2 separate regions of the Homo sapiens genome follow, and region 1 is linked to region 2. A link is an interaction called in ENCODE POLR2A ChIA-PET data of the cell type or tissue named here. Cell type or tissue: GM12878. All regions are shown on one strand. Region 1 overlaps COQ5 (coenzyme Q5, methyltransferase). Region 2 overlaps LOC105370032 (a long non-coding RNA gene).

Region 1 (2,500 bases), 600 kb after region 2:
CGTGAGGAAATTGAGACTTAAAGGTTAAGCAAGAAGTTGCCCAGTTGAACATATCAGTAAGTGGCGGAACCAGTATTCAAACCCAGTTTAATCTGAGTCTGAAGCCCCCGTTCTTTACCTCTAGAGAAAAATAGGGGTTTTTTTGGTTGTTTTTATTTATTTATTTATTTATTTATTTATTTTGAGACGGAGTTTCGCTCTTGTTGCCCAGGCTGGAGTGCAATGGCGCAATATGGGCTCACTGCAACCTCAGCCTCCTAGGTTCAAGCGATCCTCCTGCCTCAGCCTCCTGAGTAGCTGGGATTACAGGCATCTGCCACTGTGCCCTGCTAATTTTTGTATTTTCAGTAGAGACGGGGTTTCTTTTTTTTTTTTTTTTTTTTTTTTTTTTTTTTTTGAGACTGAGTCTCTCTCTGTCACCCCCAGGCTGGAAGGCAGTGGCGCGATCTCGGCTCACTGCAAGCTCCGCCTCCTGGCTTCACGCCATTCTCCTGCCTCAGCCTCCCGAGTAGCTGGGACTACAGGGGCCCGCCACCATGCCCGGCTAATTTTTTGTATTTTTTTTTTAGTACAGACAGGGTTTCACCATGTTAGCCAGGATGGTCTGGATCTCCTGACCTCGTGATCCACCTGCCTCGGCCTCCCAAAGTGCTGGGATTACAGGCATGAGCCACCACACCGGCCAATGTATAATCAACATTTTACAATGTATAATCAATGTATAATCAACATTTCACACAGTGGCAAGCAAGGAAGAAGTTAACTACTGAACTAAATATGAATTCCAGATTGGGGACTGAGATTGCAGTACAGACAGTCCTCGCTGTGCACAGTAATGCAAGACTGTGAAAATGTGCAAGCTGAAGTCATACACAATGACCTTAATCAATGGGAAAAATTAGAATTGTTTTATGACCTTTAAAAATTATCAACCATCAAAAACCCTGTCAGTTATAAATGTATAGTGAAATGAAAAAATATATACTGAAGTTGATATTTATTTACAGCCAGGTGCGATGGTTCACACCTGTAATCCCAGCACTTTGGGAGGCCGAGGTAGGCACTTGAAGTCAGGAGTTCGAGACCAGCCTGGCCAACGTGGTGAAACCTCATCTCTACTAAAAATACAAAAAAAATTAGCCAAGCATGGTGACGCACGCCTGTAATCACAGCTAATTAGGAGGCTGAGGCAGGCAAATTTCTTGAACCTGGGAGGTGGACGTTGCAGTGATCTGAGATTGTGCCACTGCACTCTAGCCTGGGCGACACAGTGAGACTGTCTCAAAAACAAAGAAAAAAAATTCTAATAAAAAATTAGAAACCTTGAGAATTAAATTCTTTTATTTCCTTGTAAAAAAATTGCCAAGAGTAGGCTGGGCGCAGTGGCTCACGCCTGTAATCCCAGCACTTTGAGAGGCCGAGGCGGGTGGATCATGAGGTCAGGAGATTGAGACCATCCTGGCTAACACGGTGAAACTCCGTCTCTACTAAAAATACAAAAAAATTAGCCGGGCATGGTGGCGGGCGCCTGTAGTCCCAGCTACTCCGGAGGCTGAGGCAGGAGAATGGCATGAACCCGGGAGGAGGAGCTTGCAGTGAGCCGAGATCCTGCCACTACACTCCAGCCTGGGCGACAGAGCAAGACTCTGTCTCAAAAAAAAAAAAAAAAAAAAAAAAAAAAAAAAAATTGCCAAGAGTAGTTTGAGCACTATTTGCCACCTTCTTGTCGTATGAAATATCTTTTCTATGCCTTGGCAAATTGCCATATTTCTTTCTAAGTTTTTATCTACTTCTGATATTTTATCCTTTGTGCTTTCAATGTTATGAAATACCTCCAAGAACTCCTTTAATGTGAAAGTTTTTGCTGGCATCACTTCTTCTGGGACATCTTCAACCTTTTTGTCACAGCTCCATTTCTTGTTCATGTTGGTAAGTTCATCTTCCTGCAGTTCCTCTGGCTGTATGTCTAGAGTCTCTCCAGTGGCAGCAGTGTCAATATTCCCACAGTCATCTATTTCTCCTATAACTCCACTGACACTCAATTTGAATTTCACTTCCAGCATTATCAGCATTTTCATTTTTGTTGCTCAATTCCCTCTTTCATTTATCCAGTTATGCCACGTGTGCTTTATCACTGAAAGATAAAGAGGCAATACAAGTACATGCTTTACTGTCTGTGAACTGAGTAACTGATGCAGTGACCAGTCACCTAAAGTCTGGGAAAGAAGTGCGTGATTGGTTGCTGAACATGTTGTGTATCTGTTATTTACATAGTGATTTGTAGGCTAAAGAATGTATTTTATGTAATTACTCATATTTAATATACCATTGTACTTGAATTGTGGTATTGGGTGACTGGTGTTGTTTAGCTAAACCACAGTAACTGAAATTCATGCATATTGGAACATGCAAAGCCAGGACTATTTGCTTATTTATTTATTTATTTATATTTATTTTTTTGGAGATGGAGTCTCGCTCTGTCGCCCAGGCTGGAGTGCGG
Region 2 (2,500 bases):
GAGATGGGGTTTCACCATGTTGGCTAGGTTGGTCTCGAACTCCTGGTCACAAGCGATCTGCCCGCCTTAGCCTACCAAAGTGTTGGGATTACAGGCGTGAGCCACTACACCCGGCCTGTTTGTTGTCTTTCTGCTGCACTCTTGCACTGGTCCCTCATGCTCTCCCCTCTCCACTCCTTCAGCCCTTGTCCGCTATTTCATCACTGCTACCTCCTCCACTCCATGGATTCTGTTCTCAAAGAGGTTACCAAAGACTTCTCAGTTGCCAGACTGGGTGGATATATTTTATTCCTTATGTTACTTGATCTCTTGGATGCATTCAACATCACTGGCTACTTTCTGCATCTTGGACCAGTATTTTCCCTTGGTTTCCATGACTTTCCTGGGTCCCATGTTCTCCTGGTTTCTCATTTGTACTTCTATGACTCTTTATCTTATCTTTCTTTTTAAAAAATTAATTTAATTAATTTATTTTAGAGACTGGGTCTTGCTCTGTCGTCCAGGCTGGAGTGCAGTGGCGCAATCATGGCTCACTGCAGCTTCAAACTTCTGGGCTCCAGTGATCCCCCTACCACAGCCTCCTGAGTAGCTGGGACCACAGGCACATGCCACCAAGCCTCGTTAATTTTTTTTTTAATTTTGTAGAGATAGGGTCTTGCTATGCTGCCCAGGCTGGTCTCGAACTCCTGGCTTCAAGTGATCCTCCTGACTCAGCCTTCCAAAGTGCTGGGGTTACAGGCATAAGCCACTGCATCCAATCTTTGTCTTATCTTTCTCTGGCTCTCTTCTCCCTGTAAATATCAGTTCCAGCAAATTGTCTCTCAGCACTTCTTATGATTCTATCAGGATAGGACAGGTTATGCTGCAATAACAAAGCACTCTCAGTGTCTCATGGCTTATAGCAGTGATGAATTAATTCTCACTCACACTATATGTCCATCATGGGTCTCCCAGATGGCTCAGCTCTCTGTAATCACTCAGAGATCGAGGCTAACGGAACAGCCATTGTCTTGAACTCTTTAATGAGAACTCTGGAGAGTCTCACAGCAGCAATGAAATGTTCTGACCTCGTGATGGAAGGAATATAAAGTTACCAAAAAAAAAAAAATTGGGGATTGAACGGTGGATTTCTTAGTCTTGTGAGTGTGTGGGTGTGTTTACAATTTACAGAAAATCAAGTGACATTCTTCAGCAGAAAAGGGAGTTTTTTTTTTTGAGGAAACACTTATCTCACAGACTGCAAGTGCAGGAAATGTGCCCAACCTCATGAGAACCTATTAATAGAATCAGAAACCAAACTGTCCTGTGCTGAGGTTGCTCTTTCAGTTTGTCTGAAGCCCGCCTCTGTTTGTCTCTGTGTGCCCATTGCGAGTCTCTCTAAACACTGGCTTCCTCTGTTTCTCCCAGGGCACGTGGTTCAGCAATGCTCTCCAAGTTAGGTTCCACAGTTCAAATGCAAGCCCAGATCCCCTGCCCAGTTCCAGAACTCAAGGGGAATGAATCTGATTGGCCTAATTCTTTATCCCTGGTCCAATCAGCTATGGCTGTGGGCGGGGCCATAATCACACAGGGCGTCAAGGGCCAACCTCCGTTGGGGGAGAAGGGAGGGAGGAAAGAAAGGAAGATGGCGGGAGAGAGAGAGAGAGAGAAGGGGGGTGGGAAGAGAGAGAGAGAGAGGGAGAGAGAGAATGAGAATGTGACTCTCAGAGAATAGAGGCTCCAAGGCTGAGGGACTGCTGGTTAAATACCCGTTCCTCCCCCAGGTGGGACAACTCTGAGACAAGTCTAGGCAGTCTCCAGAGGGCCTGAGGGGGTCTGAGCCCAGATGCCCACAGCCGTGACCTGCTCTTTAATTAATTAATTAGTTTTATTTATTTCCAGTGTCTTGCTCTGTCGCCCAGGCTGGAGTGCAGTGGCACGATCTCGGCTCACTGCAACCTCCGCCTCCCGGGTTCAAGCGATTCTCCTGCCTCAGCCTCGCTAGTAGCTAAGACTACAGGCGCGTGCCACCACTCCCGGCTAATTTTTGTATTTTTAGTAGAGTTGGAGTTTCACTATGTTGCCCTAGCTGGTCTAGAACTGCCGACCTCAGGTGATCCGCCCGCCTCAGCCTCCCAAAGGGCTGGGATTAGAGGTGTGAGCCACTGCGTCCGGCCTCCTGACCTACTCTTTAATGCTTCCTGTGTTGACTGCCTTCCCTTTCCTGTCTCACTTCCCCACTCCTCTTCCTGGGTCGCCTCCCAAACAAACTACTTGGACCTGAATCTCGTCCAGCCTTATGTTCTGGTGTTAAAGAGTCTGTCTGGAATTTACCCTGAGAACAATAGGTGGGTTTATAAACGGGTGTGCATGGTCTCATTTGCAGCTCAGTCAGAGCACTCTAGCTGCACCATGGAAAATGGGCGGAAGGGGCAAGAGTGGAGCCAGGGGTCTGCCCAGGGAGAGGGTAGAGTGACATGGAGGGGGACCGAAGACAGATCCCTGAAGGACACCAACACCA

Evidence for each region. Peaks named below come from ENCODE experiments on the same cell type or tissue, not always from the same donor. Only the 100,000 strongest peaks of a DNase experiment are listed, where the experiment ranks them.
Region 1: POLR2A ChIA-PET joins it to region 2 with 9 read pairs; 2 of 35 experiments call an interaction of 5 or more read pairs at or near these places.

What each region holds. Positions count from the first base shown.
Region 1 is chr12:120,525,886-120,528,385 of GRCh38, reverse strand. All of the region lies in intron 1 of COQ5 (coenzyme Q5, methyltransferase), which reads left to right. Among named protein-coding and RNA genes, the nearest start is that of COQ5, 2.0 kb to the left of the region's middle. RefSeq lists an enhancer at 1-238. In GM12878, no CTCF peak of the experiment used is centred here; no DNase peak of the experiment used is centred here; H3K4me3 peaks cover 136 bases; H3K27ac peaks cover 87 bases.
Region 2 is chr12:121,128,137-121,130,636 of GRCh38, reverse strand. All of the region lies in intron 2 of LOC105370032 (a long non-coding RNA gene), which reads left to right. Among named protein-coding and RNA genes, the nearest start is that of P2RX7, 3.5 kb to the left of the region's middle. RefSeq lists an enhancer at 1,357-1,651. In GM12878, no CTCF peak of the experiment used is centred here; a DNase peak (open chromatin) is centred at 1,386; H3K4me3 peaks cover 493 bases; H3K27ac peaks cover 1,821 bases.